2 separate regions of the Mus musculus genome follow, and region 1 is linked to region 2. A link is a loop called in an ENCODE intact Hi-C map of the cell type or tissue named here. Cell type or tissue: left cerebral cortex. All regions are shown on one strand.

Evidence for each region. Hi-C counts contacts between places; a loop is a spot of excess contacts. Peaks named below come from ENCODE experiments on the same cell type or tissue, not always from the same donor. Only the 100,000 strongest peaks of a DNase experiment are listed, where the experiment ranks them.
Region 1: it touches region 2 in a loop (6-fold over the local background); 13 of 42 quality-filtered maps call a loop at or near these places.

What each region holds. Positions count from the first base shown.
Region 1 is chr9:19,617,795-19,625,794 of GRCm38, forward strand. Zfp317 (zinc finger protein 317) reads left to right here and starts at 4,297. Exons shown (of 9, transcript NM_172918.4): 1 at 4,297-4,491. In left cerebral cortex, no CTCF peak of the experiment used is centred here; a DNase peak (open chromatin) is centred at 4,289; H3K4me3 peaks cover 1,252 bases; H3K27ac peaks cover 629 bases.
Region 2 is chr9:18,287,572-18,295,571 of GRCm38, forward strand. It overlaps Chordc1 (cysteine and histidine-rich domain (CHORD)-containing, zinc-binding protein 1), which reads left to right and starts at 4,696. Exons shown (of 11, transcript NM_025844.2): 1 at 4,696-4,889; 2 at 7,729-7,778. The coding sequence starts at 4,826. It overlaps Gm51667 (a long non-coding RNA gene), which reads right to left and starts at 5,694. Exons shown (of 4, transcript XR_003948105.1): 1 at 5,504-5,694; 2 at 4,614-5,133; 3 at 1,227-1,323. It also overlaps the pseudogene Gm7692. In left cerebral cortex, a CTCF peak has its summit at 4,754; a DNase peak (open chromatin) is centred at 4,588; H3K4me3 peaks cover 2,541 bases; H3K27ac peaks cover 1,357 bases.

The sequences.
Region 1 (8,000 bases), 1.3 Mb after region 2:
AATGACTGTTGACTTATGGGTTTGTGGGGCTCATAACAGTAGGAGCGGGTGAATCTCTGACTCTTGTCTGCACTTGGTACTTTTTTCCTTCTATTGTGTTGTCTTTTCCAACCTCCTTCTAAGCACTTTTGCCTTATCTTATTGTACCTTTTTCATCCTGTTTGGCTGCTTCTGTATAACCCTGGCTGTCCTGGAACTCACTTTGTAGACCAGGCTGGCCTCGAACTCAGAAATCTGCCTGCCTCTGCCTCCCAAATGCTGGGATTATAGGCGTGTGCCACCACCGCCCGGCCCGCACTAGCACATCTTGCAGGCAGGTCATTATTGTACATCAAAGGGCTTGGCTGGTGTTTCCCTTTCTCCTTTAGTAGTGTGCAGGCTACCTACCAGCCACAAGAGCACTAGTCAATAGGGATGAAGTCTCTAGGTAGGTACTGGTTTGACATTTCTGTGTTCAATGAATTGTGTAGGTGTTGTCTTCAGCAATTGGACCTTACCATTAACACCCACCAATAACCTTGACAATAACCTTGGTTGTTTAGGGGTTCCCATGGGCCCCTATGGCCAAGAACAAGATTAAATGTAACCTATACACAAAAATGGAGGCTTGATTTGATGATGAAAGATATCTCATTGGGCCTCTATCTTTTGTTTTTATGGCAATTTCATTTACATGGCATATATATATATATATATATATATATGGAAGCCTTTACTATATTAGGTTTCCATATGTTCCTTCAAATGGCCCTTGGTTTTAGCTGTACTTCTCTGTTTTTCCATGCTCACTTTATTCCCCTCTCTGAGTTTGAATCTCCTATTCCAATCCGCCCCCCCTCATCCATGTACAACAGTGTATCTATCTCCTAGGGAGATCCATCTCTCCTTGCTTGACCCTTACTGTATACCTATTCCCTGTGATCATATGAATTGTAGTCTGCTGGCATCCATATATAAGGGAATAAGTAATACATTTGGTTTTGGGGTTTGGGTTGCCTCACGTAGGATGATTTGCTCTAGCTCATTCATTTGCCTGTAAAATAATGAATGCATATTATTAAACAGTGGAGTAGTATCCCATAGTGTAAATGTACCACATTTTCTTTATCCATTCTTCTATCAAGGGACATTTATGCTATTTTTCAACTTCTGGATATTATGAATAGAGCATCAATAAATATGAATATAGTAGGATAAAGAATCTTTTGGGTATATGTGCAAGTGTGTTATAGCTAGGTCTTGAGCTAGCTCAATTCTCATCTTTCTGAGGAAATGGTACATTGAATTTCCACAATGGCTGTACAAGTTAGCATTGGGACCAGAAGTGCAGGAGTGATCACCATACTCCACAGTTTTTATATTATAAACTTTGATTTGTTTCGTTGACCTTAGCTATTCAGACAGGTGTAAGATGAAATTTCAAAATAGTTTTGATTTGCATTTCTCAGATTACTAAGGATGTTAAACATTGCTTTTTAATTTTTTCAGCCATTCATTCTTCCTTGTTTTTTAAATTCTCTGTTTAGAATTACTTTGCCCACACTTTAATTGGGTATATAAGTTCTTGATGTTCAGAGTTTTCTCATTTCTAGTTTTATTTACTTATATAGTTCATAGATGAGCCCACCATTGGATGTTTAAATAGCTAAATGATTTCCCATTCTATAATCTTCAACTTTCTCCAAATTATGTTCCTTTGCAATACAGAGGCTTTTCAGTTTCATGAGGTTCATTTATTAGTTGTTCTTATTGCTTGTGCTATGGTTGTTCTGTTCAGAAGTCTTCTCCCATATCAATGAATTCAAGAATACCCTCCACTTTCTCTTCTGTCAGAGTCAGTGCATATGGACTTATATGCAGATCTTTAGTCTATTTGAAGTCAAGTTTTACACGTGGTTATATGTATGGATCTATTTGGCTTGTTCTACATACAGTCATCAAGTTTGACTAGCACCTTTGATGTGTCTTTTATCCAATGTGTATTTCTTTTTTCCTTATAAAAAGTCAGTTTTCCATAGTAGTGTGGACTTATGTCTGAGTCTTGAGTTACATCCATCAATGTGGCTGGTTTTGTGCCAATTTCATGCTGTTTATTACGAGAGCTCTGTAGTATAATTGGAGTTTAGTTGTCATGATACCAGCAGTTCTTTTACCATTCAGGGTTGTTTTAGCTGTAACAAATTGTGTGTGTGTGTGTGTGTGTGTGTGTGTGTGTGTGTGTGTGTGTGTGTGTTTAAATGAAGCTGAAAATTGTCCTTTCAAATTTTGTGAAGAATTTGTTTAAAATTTGATGTGAATTTTACATTGAATCTAAAGTTTGCTTTTGGTAGGACCATTATTTTTACACAGTTCTATTTGTTACTTACCTTATTGTTGTGACAACATAAATAACAAGAAGTAACTTAAAATTAAAGAGTTATTTGGGCTTATAGTTTGAGAGGATTCAGTCCATTCTGGTTGGGAAATCCTGGCAGTAGGGGATAAAGCAGCTTGTCATATTGCATCTGCTGTTAAGAAGCACTGAGCAAATGGAACCGGAATCAGACTCTCAAACCTCAAGACCTACCCACTCTAGTGACTCTATCAAAGTTCCAGTTCCTAAAGGTTACACAGATTGCATAAACAGATGTCCCTGTATTGGTCAGCTACATAAGCTTGTGGCTACAATTTTACCTTCAAACAGCAACAGAGTTACAGCAAGAGCCTGGAAATCATTGCTGTATGTCTCAGATGCTACCTGGTAACATTTTTGACTCTCAGTGTGGTAGATGCTAGTGTTAAATTGACCCATTCAAGGTAAAATGAGTAATATTTTGTGAATTAGTGAATGCAGGTTGACAAATAGAAGTATAAAAATGTTGACTGCTACTATCTGAAATTTCCCTACTGCCAAAAAAAAAGAAAGAAAGAAAGAAAGAAAGAAAGAAAGAAAGAAAGAAAGAAAGAAAGAAAAGAAAGGAAAAGAAAAAAAGGAAAAGAAAAGAAAAGAAAGGAAAAAGAGAATACAAATGTATACTAACTTTGAAGATTCTTTAATCTTTAATAGTATCATGATTTTCATGGTCCATGCTGAGAGGATAGGTTGATAATGCAGAAATACTATGGTTATGAGAACTTTATAACTTCATGTGAAGTTCAAATACTATCATAAATCAAATTAACTTAGGCAATTTCCAGTATCCTCAGTTCATTTCATTGCCCATCCCTATATCTGGCTGAACAACCTTTATGAAATTCTTTAACATATATTATTAAGACATGAATAATCTTAATCAATCCTAAAAACTTACAATGCTATAGATAGCAACACAGATACACAGCAGAGTTTTTTGTCCTACTTTTCTGCAAGATATTAATCTATCACCCATCATATTTATTAAATGCCTTGATCTTTCACTCTTTTCATTCTATGACTAATAAAATCCCATGTGTGCAGTTCCTTGGCAAAAATTTGTCTTTTGTCACACCCTCAGTTGGTGTTTCTGGGTCATGGTCTTTGGTATTTGTTTGTGAACAAATTTATCTGCGGCAAGAGTAGTTTTGTGTTGACACCGATTTTGAAACGAACAAGTTGATAAAGCTGCTATATTTGAGGTTAGGTTGGGTGTGTTTTCAGTATTTAAATATGTGTCTAAATATCTTAAGTAAGGCAGTGTAGTTTTGGGGGTATAGGTATGGGTTATGGGTTATAGTGATTGCATACAATATTTAAAGTAGGAAGAGTGACTGCTAACAGGTTCAGGTTGATGATCTTAGAAAGAAGAACAAGCTGAAGGCAGGCCCATAAGATGATGTGGTGCAATTAGAACTTGGAAAAAGCATATATATACATATATACATATATACATATATACATATATACACATATACACATATACACATACACACATACACACATACACACATACACACATACACACATACACACATACACACATACACACATACACACATACACACATACACACATACACACATACACACATACACACATACACACATACACACATACACACATACACACATATATATATTCTACTTGAGCATCCTTGTCAGGGCCGTCCAACTAGAAACTACATTTCCCATAAACCCTTGTCAGGGCCGTCCAACGTAGAAACTACATTTCCCATAAACCATTTCAATCTCATTTAGAAGCAATTAATCGGTTTCGCGAGAGTTCCTAGTTCACCAAGAATGCACGGCTCATTAAGGTTATCAAACTCCATTTCCCAAGATGCACGCCGTGAAGGTTTCACGTTATAAAAGGCTTATGAAGTTTCGCGAGATTTCGAAGACGGACGTGAAGTAGAAGCCATTGCTTCGGGGAGCTAGTGGAAGTCACATGTGCGAAAGGATAGTTGGGGTTTCCCCTGTGTTTGGACCCTCCTGTTCCCCGAAGCGTTCTGAAGCATTCCGGGGCCTTGCGTGAACTTCTAGTTCTTCCGCCTTAGCCGCGGAGACTTCCGCTTCCTGGATTCCACCCTCAGTCTGGTAAGCCCGTGGTTCGTCACTTAACCCGTTAGCTCCAGGAAGCGGAGGGCTGTGGCCGGGATGAGGACAGCAGAAACCTTAGGAGGCGTGCCTTGAGGTCCCCATCCTGGCGACCCAGGAGAGGTTTTAAAATATGTAGACCAGGATGTTCAGGGGTGTCGGAATGACAGTGATTGCTCTTAGCATGGGTTTCCTTCCTAAAACTATCATTGATATGTGCACACCTTTTTCTTTTTGTTATTGTGAAACTTGCCTAATACCTTTTCTATTATGTTAAATCATCAGTTGCTTTATGCGTTTGTTGGCTGACAATCCTCATGTGAATAAATTACTTGTAAACATAGTTGTAATTTAATTTGAAAGTTAATCTAATTAAATACTTTGAACTTTTTCCATAATATTTTTCCAAGCTTTTATATAAAAGCCACAACTTCAATAAACATATAATTAAAGATAATTAAAGATAGCAATAGCTATGTTTTTTGCAGAGGCCAAATTTTTGTTTGTAGTCTACAAGGTGACAATGGTATCCGTAAGTAATAAACATGACTTTAGAAGTTAGTGATGATGGTTACACAATAATGAACATGATAGGTGCCAGGGAAATTGAACACTTAAATTTTAAATAAAATGGCAATTTTTATATTATGAAAAAATATTAAAACGATGACCATTTAGTGAATTTATAAGCTAGATTATGATGGAGATCATTAAAGACTCGTGTGCTCTTGTTATAGTACATATTTTCTCTCCCCTATAGTGAAATATGTGGATTTTGCTGTTCCCCCAATACTATTATGTATTTTAATGAAATCATTTTTCTACTGATCCAAGTATCCCATTGCACCAAGTATCTTAAACTCAAAAGGTAGTCACTTTTCAATAGTGTCACACCTTATATTTTAAAATGAGATGTAAAACCCAGATGCTGCATTTCTCTCTCCAAGGTGTGTTGGGTCTGTATTTTAGTCTTTAGAATATTGACATTTTTATGCCATTAAATTTTATAGTTAATCTGTTTATATAGCTGAGCAATTTGATTTTAAGTGTATTTTCTTTTTTTTTCCTCTCAACCTTTTTTCTACTTGTTTTTTTTTTTTTTTTAATTTTTTATTAGGTATTTTCTTCATTACATTTCAAATGCTGTCCCAAAAGTCCCCTATCCCCCACCTTAGAATTCTGTGGTTCATATTGTTGTTCCTTACCTGTGTTTTCAATAACATTTTCTTCAAGCTGTTATACTTTATGAATTTGAGATCAAGATTATTTCTAAAATATATATTTCTACTAATTTAGTACAGTATTTGGATGTTGTTCATAGGCAGTTCTGTCACCTGACTAAAATAAGTAAATATGCTTCCTTTTAATTATACACATTTGTTATATCCTGGTTTGGATGGAGATTTGAAATATTGGTAGTGAGTTTATCTAGCACAATCATAGATGACCCTGCTTTCCTTCTGACTCTTAAGTAAAATTGGCTTCCCATATGCTGGAATTTTTTCTATTTTTATGTCAAGGAACTTGTCTTTTTCTGGAGGTGTTTTGTTTTTTGTTTGTTGTTTTTAATTTTGTTCATCTGTTTGTTTTTATCGTCCTTTTCTTTTCCTTCTGTATTGCTGTACTCTTCTATTGTGTTTTCTTTTTTTCTGCTCTTTTTTCCCCTGCTGTATTTCAGGTGAATTGAAATATCTTGTGCTTGACCAATATAATGCTGGTATATCGAGTGAATAAGCAAATAATGGAGTTTTTGTTTTTGTTTTTTTTCAAGCATAATGGAATTAGGACAATTGACTTTTCAGTAGTAACTAAGTTTAGAAAGGACACATTTTCCTGACATTAGGAACTTCTTGCTGCGTTTGCTTGTTTGTGTGTGTGTGTGTGTGTGTGTGTGTGTGTGTATGTGTGTGTGTGTTTTACTGTTAAGTTTTCCTTTTCTATTTCAGGCTCATGCCAGCCATCTTCCCAAAACATGTCAGAGGCTTTTTCCCTCTAAATTCTGGAATATTTTGGGTAAGGATATCACTGGACATGTTGGTAGACGCCTACAATTTCAGCACTTAGGAAGTAGATGTAGGAGAATCAGAAGTTCAAGGACAGTGTGTACTGTATGCATGTCTAGTTATAGGCCAACTTGGGATGCATAAGACCCTATCTGATAAGAACTAAAAAGGGGTCCATTAAGATGGCTCAGTGGATGAAATCATTTACAGAGCAGGTGTGACTTACCACTTGAGTACACACGTCAAATCCCATCACTCCTTTAAGGAAAATGGAAGGCTCACACAGTAGAATATGGACGAGAAGCAAGTGTATATGGGGGCGTGCAACTGTTCTAGAAAGCACAACATGGCAGAAATAACAATGACCCTAAACCAACATGGTGGATATACAGACCTCGTTCTCAGTGATTGCAACTTTGGACGGCCCTAGAACTTACTGTATAGACCTGGCTGGCCTCAAACTTAAAGATATCCCTGTCTGTCCCTCCCCACTGCCTCACCATGCTCAGTAAAGTATAGTTTGCCATATGATTATCATATATTATGGCTCCTTTGATATGTGTATTAATATAGAGGTTTCTTTTGACTATCATTCCTCAACATCTTGTTGGAAGTTAATTTCACCTACTAGCCCCTGAGTCATGGCCTAGGTAGCAGAGGTGTATTGAAATATTTATATTGATTTACTGAGAATGCAACTCATGTTGTTTATAGCTAATAATGAAGAGAGAAATGGATCTAAATAGTAGTGGAATTGCAGAAGCAGTAATATATATTGCTTTGTATATGTTTGTATCCTGAGTTGAAATAAGGCCTACAAGGGCAAGCTCAATTAAAATGCTGCTTTCCTTGTAATAGTTGCAATTACATATGAATGCCCTGCCTGTCACTATGTTGTGAAGTCATATATGGAAATAAAGTTGAACATTGGAAGAATTCTAACACAGAAAAGGTGTTCCCAATAGACACTTTGGTCACACAAAACCAAATTTGAATCATAAACTTGACAACTGAGGCATAACTTCTGCCCTTGTGAGAAGGAAGGCAGGGACTAGCATAAGTTCTACTGTGTTCCAGGTGCCAGTTCAGGGAAGCCCTTCTTAGGGCCAACACATGATACCTCCTTGTCTCTTTGGGTTAAGCACTCTAGTGCCTAGTGCAAGGAACCTAAGTAGTTGAACTTAATGTCCTCTTCATTCTGTGCTCTCCAGCTGGAATAGTAGCGACTTCTCCTTGCTGGCCAGTTGTTTTTCCATAGTCTGAATCCTAATGAGGAGAAGAATGTTTCTGAATACTAGGGGTATTGAGGAGACAATACGCAGTGGGATAATATTCACTGTGTTTCAAAGGTGAGTGCCGTAGAATCCAACATCTGAAAACTGCATCCCACTTCATCCATGGTGCTGTCCCTCTGATTAACACTGTTTTGTATTGTGTATCTTGCAGAAAACTTCAGAATTAGTATTCTTCATAGCTATTTCTAGATGTGCTTCCCGCAGTTAATCT
Region 2 (8,000 bases):
ATAAGTCTCAGCTTCTCCAGCTTTTCATCATTCTCTTAAGGGACAATTTTAGAAGTCTCAATCCTCACATCTATCCACAGTTTTAACAGCCAGAAATACTGCTGTGATGATTTGAATAAGGGTCCCCATATGCTCATCATACACTTGAAAGCTTATTTACCAGCAAGTGGTACTGTTTGATAAGAGTTAGGAGGGATGGCCTTGTGGGAAAAGTATGTCATTGTTAGTGAGCACTGAGGTTTCAAAAGCCATGCCAGGCCCAGGCTCTCTTGCCTATGGGTAAGGACATAAATATCTCAGATACTGACTCATCTGTCTTACTTTAAAGATATGGTGATACTTTAGAGATACCACCATGCTCTCTGCCATGATGGTAATGGGCTAAGCCTTTGAAACCCTAAGCAAGCCCTCAATACAATGCTTCCTTTTATAAGCCGCTTCCTTGGTCATGGTATCTCTTCACAGCAATGAAACTGTGACTGAGACAAATGTGCAGCCACTTATGTACCATACACTCATGTTTTAAATGTAAAAAGAGGAACACATTTTTCTTCAGGAACAAATTTTCACCAAGAACGCATAGATGAAGAACTGAATGGCTGATGGTGTGATGAACATTCATGTTCATCTCTAGTTGGAAGAACTGTATTTTAGCACTTAGGTATCCAGCTTCTTTTCAAAATGTCCACCTATTGTATTGCATGGAGATCAATTTTCTGTGTCACAGGCCCTGCTTCCAGCTAAGGGCTGAGCCTATTTACACAGCACTTTGAGGCCATGAACCAAAGAAATGCTAAAAGAGGAAAGAGGATTGCTGTATGACCTTTAGATATACATCAAAACATTAAAAACTTGTAGTTACGGGGCTGGTGAAATGGCTCAGCAGGTAAGAGCACCTGACTGCTCTTCTGAAGGTCCTGAGTTCAAATCCCCGCAACCACATGGTGGCACACAACCATCCGTAACGAGATCTGACTCCCTCTTCTGGTTTGTCTGAAGACAGCTACAGTGTACTTACATATAATAAAATAATAATAATAATAATAATAATAATAATAATAACTTGTAGTTACAAATGGACAGGAAAATTAAAATTAAAGTCTTGCCTAAAAGTTGTCTGAACAGCATTTGTTTTGTTAGTAACAATGAACATGAACCTTTCTGACCATTGCAATGTTGTGAAGCTATCTATTTACAATAAGCAGCCTGCAATGTTAAGTTTTTACCATAACTTTGTCTAGGACCATCTTCTTGCTCATCCCAGCCACTTCTCTTGGCAATGTGGTAAGTTTCCATCATCAGGATCCTCTGATGCACATCTGTCTGCAGAACAGCAATGGTAATCAACACTCTGGACTAGTGGAGATGTCTACAATTCCATTTACGACTGATCCAAATTTCACTTCCAGAAATGTCACTGTTTATTTCTTTGCCCCGTTTTCATCTTTGCTGGTCAATATTTGGATGATCATCTTTGTAAAATATCATATGGGTGACAGGAAGATAACAGGCCATATGCTTTTCCACCATGTTTATTATGGATTATCTCATCTCTCCTCCTACAAACTCTCTCTGCTCATATAGCCACTTGCGGTTGCAGTGGCACTCAGCACCACATTTGGTAGAGCTATAAGTAGGGCAGGCATAGAAACATCCCAAGCAGTCCATGTCCAGGCAGTCACAGGGGTTCATGCCACTGAAGATCAGTAGGCCCTGGCAGTCATACACAGTACTCTTTGCTGGAATAATTTGTCTGTTAGAAGCAGTGCATGAATTTTTGGTGAGCTTTCTTTTCTCACTTTTACCACTTTTCAAAGCAAATTCAGTTTGCTTTCCTGGGTTTGTAAACTGTAGTGACCTCAGAGCTTTAGCAGTCCTTCCATCTGACTCGGGTTTCCATCTCTGGCGGTCATCTGAATCAACATCCACACTTCCATTGGTAATCTGGGTACATTTTGGACAAAGCTTTCAACCAGGTACGAATTGTCCCCCAAACTTTGTGCTCATAAAAGTGACATCATCTAAGTCAGTTACATGCAGATTCTTTTGAGCTAGCTTCTTGTGTAAGTTAAATGAGTCACAAGTAATTTCTGCAACTCTTCAAATCTGTCAATATACATTTTTACATGATGGAGACAAATTGTATTATTCCCAGAATGTATCATTCCAGTTCTAAGCTGAAGTGAAAACATGTCATTTTTGATGACAACTTTTTCAATGTCTTGAGTATAAAAGGCTTTATGGCAGTCATGTGTGGTACAAAGCTGGACTCCAACTGAACACAGATCCATTGTCCTTGAATCTATCAATTTTCCCGTTTTATTTTGTCTAGAAATCTCTTTGATAGGTTAACCCTCTCAGCACCTGGGAGGCTGAATGATCAGAAACTCAAGATCATCCTCAGCTACTTCCCTGGAGGCCAGTCTGAGCTAGAAAAGTCGTACGGCCCAGCCGACTTGAGCTGCCACGGGTTCTCCATTGGGCTCCGGAAGCACCATGTCTTTAAAGTAAGTTTTTAATCACATACATTTGTGGCATATGTTCGTGACCCATGTGCACATCGCAGAACATGTTTGGAGGTCAGAGGAAAACTAGGAGTCAATTCTGTCCTACCACTTGGGTCTTAGGGATCTAGTTCTGGTCTTGAGGCTTGGCAGTAAGCATGTTTACTCACTGAGCCATCCTGGTTCCCCTTTGATGTTTTGTTTTGTTTTAACATCTATAAGTATAAATACTTTGTTTGAATAATGAAAATTAATTTATCAGTTATTTTAGCAATTCTACAGTTATTTCTCAGTGGTAGAATTGCTCATTTTGATATCATATTCTTGTATTTTCAATTTACACACTATAAGAAATTATTTACTGAATGTAAATTTTTATCAGTAAAAAACTATGGATGCTAAATGGTAAGCTTACCTAAACAACTCATCTAATAATCCCATTAATGATGTTGTGACACTGATATGCAATGTTGGAACTGGCCATAAAAAGTTTTTAGAGTGCTTCATCCATTTCTTATTATTTATGATTAATTTCTATGGTCGATTATAGTAGCTATCCATAGCTAAAGTGAAAACTGATACCACCTTTTAGAAATCAATTGGCAATATATAGTCTTTTTAAAATTTAGAAGTATTTAAAAGGCTTATGCCCTTCACACAGTATTAGCTACTTTCAAAGTGGAGAGGGGAGCAATCTGCAGTAAATTGACTACTGACTTGGGCACAATTAAATTGGTGAGATTATATAGGAGAGAGTGGAAAATGACATAATTCAACATATTCCATCTTTTGAAAGACCCACAACATGAGGACTCCCCCATGTTCTGACTCAGGAGAGGCGACACCCCAAATCACTCACCAGAAACTGTCTCGCTGCAAACTGCAAGAGGACTTTTAATTCAAGAGTGCTCACAGTCATACACCATGCAGGGGTAGAAGACCATGGCGCCCTGAGTAGCTGGGTAAAGGGGTATTTAAAGGAAGAAACCACAACTCAAGGAGGTGGGGAGGGCATTGTTGGAAAATACCAAAAATACCAGTTAAGAGTCACAAAGAAGTGCAGTCACAAGAGTCACAAGGAATACCTGGTAATTGTGGGGATTATTTCTCAAGACAGTTTCTAAGAGCCCCTAACAATAGCACATTTGCATAGCGGGTTCCAGCAATGGTCAGGGTGGGTCAGGGTGACTTTCTTTGAATGAACACTCCTTGAACCCAGGAAGCTGGTGGGTGGAGGAATATTGCTGTTTTATGATTAGCATCCCTTGGAGCATTGAGTCATAGAGGTCACATTCTCAAGCCTGGGCCTAAAGGCCTAGAATTTTGCTTTTACGTTATATTTTTTCACATTCATAACAATGACTATAAATGACTTAACAATGGCATAAAATGAAAATTCTATTAGCTTAAATAAATACATTATATTTTTTGTTGTAACACATAAGTTTGATATTTCTAGGCATAAAAAGAGATACAGAAAATGAGAATACTTTTATTATTGGGATTAGGAAGGTTGTGAATAGATCTTCATTAATAAACTTGGGATTATTGGTAAATTACAACTACTTTCCGTCATCAAAACAGTCTGCTATTTCAAAAGCATCATATAGAAAGCATGTGCTGAGGACCATACTGTTTGCAAGTTGCCTATTAATGTAATAATGTGTTTTGCACACTAAAAATGTCACAAGACCTACTGAAAGATTGAATGTAGGTTACGTGATGACTAACGTGAAATTTCAATTTAGAATTGTGATTGACTCTAGGACTGCACTCAAAACATAATTTTGCTCATTCTAAAGTCCTGTCTTTGTAAGACGACTTAACCTCAATTTTTGGTAACTGACGCAGTTCTAGAGGAGCATAAGAGCATAGGTTCTGACGCTGCATAAACCTGGACCGAGGGACCGGGAAAAGGGGCGGACCTCACCCCTCAATTACCCTCTGGCAAGCGACCGCGGCTGCGCAGTGAACTCGGCGTGCCGCGCAACACAAAGCACGCCGGGAGAATGCGGGGTGGAACACAAAGAGATCGCCGCTCGCCGAGTCTTCCGCTTCCTCCCCTGGTGTCTCATCTATAACTGTCCGGATCCACCCGACTGTGCTCACCTGTGGCAGTCCGGTAGGAAATCTGTCCACCGCCCGACGCTGGCCCGTCTTCCGGTCTCTTCTGCGCCTGTGCAACCGGAACGTTCGGGAAAATTCCTGAAGCAGTACCGGCGGCTTCCGGAAGCTAGCTGCGGCCTGAACAGTAGTGCTGGTGATTGCTGCGGTGATTCACTTCTAGTCCCGGGTGGTGTGGATTTCGCCGAGAAGACGGAATGGCGCTCTTGTGTTACAACCGCGGCTGTGGCCAGCGTTTCGACCCAGAGGCCAACTCGGACGGTAAGGAGGACCGTGGCCGGCAGCTTTCTCCAGGCCTCCCTCTCCGGACCCTTGGCCTCCTTCACCTGGCTTCACCTCTTGCGGTCCCCCGGAGCCTCCCAGCTCTCTCACCCTCTCTGGGAGCGCAGGGCCGGGCGCTTCGGTGTCCCCGGCGCCCCTCATTCCTCAGTGGGCATCCCCTGCACTTGCTCAATTCTAGGCTATCCAGACCCGGTTTACACTGTCACCGCCGTGATTCCTGGGCCTAAGAGGTATAAAGAGGTGCACACTATTAGACTTCTTGTTGCGTTTGAGTACTAGTGGAAAGCGTGTTGTCACTTGTCAAATTACTTGCTTTTTAAAAAACCGTGCTGGGCTCCGGAAATGACTGTTACACATCCGTTCCACAATAACGTTTTCGGCATACTTTTACTGGGGCCTGCAGTTTTAAACTACGCTATTCCAGCATAAAATGATCCCCAAGTGCTGTTCCAAAAGCCAGTGTGGTCAAATTTGGAATGCACAATGAAAGCAAGCACCTATGCTGGGTGAAACCAGAGGTGTGAATGAATCTCATTATTGAGTGGAGTATTTATGCAGATAACTGGGCTATTGCAGGAATAAACAACACTTACCTCCGATTCATCTAGTATGTATAGTATGGTCTTTATATCCATTCATATATACTCATTATATAACTGAACCACACTGAAGTATTTCATCACAGACTGGAACACCACGTGTTAATAACACAGTTCAGCTTTGTAAAAGAGGTTAAGACCAGTTCCTTAGATAATGATCTTGGTACACAAGTAAACTGGTAGCTTCTTTCAAAATGAGACTGGGACAGGATTTAAAGGGAAAGATGCAGCGAAGCCAGTGTATGAACACACGTTTAACTGTCATGATATGTACATATTCTACTTCAGTACTGAATACATTGATGCATTGTAGCCTGAGGCAATATTTTTAGGGTACTAAATTCCTGACCAAAGTTCAGGAGAGATACCAGCTTGTTGTTGGAAGTTTATCTGTCTTTGTGTGTGTGAAATGGAACCATAGGCTAGGAAAGCCACGAAAAAATAGACAGTCATCAATTTGGGGCACATACATCAAGGGAACACCAGTCAGCCGACCAAATGGGGAAGTGTTTTAGAAAGTAGGGATGAATGCCAAGTAAATTGGTTGAATGAGTGGCAGTTGATAACACTGGATTTAGGAGAAAGCTTTTTAGAATGGGAATCATTTGACTTTACACATTAAAATTACAAATTAAAAGATTAGTGCAGAATATACCAATATTTCTGGTTTTCAAGGAGTACAGTGATAGATGTTTCACTTGTAAGAAGCTGCCAGTCTATATCCAGTCCTCCTGCTCTTAGTGATATGGTATATGTTCCATGCTTATTGTACTTTAAATTCAATTTTAAATGGTTCCCTCTCTACTGCATATCTTTGTGCATACAGGTTTCCATTCTGAACTTCTATATTCTAACTCATTGTACGTAATTAATAGCCTCTTTTTGTTCCATTGCATTAACTACTATTTTGTATACATAGCAGTTACTAAGACTGTAATATTAACTTAGTAGCAGAGGGTAGACAGATCTCACGGCAACACTAGGAATTGAATAGTAGGGAATTAAATTTGGAAGGTTGAGTGAGTTAAGACATTTACAGAAGAATGAAACCTCCTTTCTCTACCCTCATGCCACTGTTGTCAGGAAATAAGTGTGTCTGTTATCTGGTTGTTTTAAACAAAACACTCCACATGCTGGTGGTAATAAATGTATTTTGTATAAGAACAAAATAAATTAAAACTTTTATTCTGTAATGAGGAGAGAGACAGGAAATATAAAATAATAGCACTAATGAAGAAGACTGTAGAAATCTATGATTTGTATCTAGGAATTGGTTAAAATGCTAATTTAGTAATTAGATATTACGGCAGTTACTAAAATGTTGAGGTGGTTTTTTTGGTGGTGGTGGTGGTGGTGAGTTTTTTTTTTTTGTTTGTTTGTTTTGTTTTGTTTTTCCCAAACTCTTTATTAGAGAATTTCTTGGGAAACTTGTGTGGATAGGTTTATAAGTATACTTCAGTTTGCTATTTTCATGAAAAGATAGGGCCAAACAGAAGATGGGGAGGAGTGCTGAGCCTGCTGTCAGCTAGTTACAAACTGGCACAGAGTGGGGAGGGCCTTGGTCCCTTGGGCTAAGCGGAGGGTCTGCTGGCAGTCGGCTGCTGCAGGGGAAGGGGTTGCTTTGCTTCAGGGGCGTGGCTCGCCAGCTGAATATGCATTCAGGCAGCACTAACTGGTTCTAGTGGAGGTAAAGTTCAGGACGAATGAGGTGGGTGGTGGGTGTAGGTAGCATAGCAGGTAAGACTGCTGGCTCTTACTGACATACATTGTATACATGTATGAGATTTTTAGAGAATAAAAAATAATATTGCCAGAATCACTGGAATATAAAGTTTTATTAATAGACAAATTTTACTACAAAAAAATGAAAGAATATAGAGCAGTGGTAGTACTACCAAAATTGCAGTTATGAAGTAGCAACCAAAATACTTTTATAGTTGGTAGTCACCACAACATGAGGGTCACAGCATTAGGAAGGGTAAGACCCCGATACAGAGTATTTCTGAACATTACCCTTTAACAGTACTGGATTAGTTTTGTCCATGTTTCATATTCCTAGAGATTTAACGTAATGTTTTTAATACAAGGAACTAATAAAGTTTTAAGGAATTTGCCCGAATTTGGACAAAGATTGAAGCCCCAACGCCTGAAGGAAGAGGTGATATAGACACTTCTGTTTGTAAGCAGTTGTGTGATTTTCCTTTCCTGTGTTTGAACAGATGCTTGCACATACCACCCAGGTGTTCCTGTCTTTCATGATGCCCTAAAGGTAGGTACAAGATACCTTTTCAATTTCTTTGTATTTGTATAATAACTTTAAAGATGTAATAAAACCTTTTTTTTTTTTCTTCCACAGCTTGTTAGTTTTTCTTTCTTAATGACCATTTTGGGGTACTTTAAGCAGATTGTCTAAAGACAGAGACAGTTGACAGTGATGTTTTCCAGTTATAAAGTTATTTTATTTATATTCCATCCTACTTTCCTAATGATT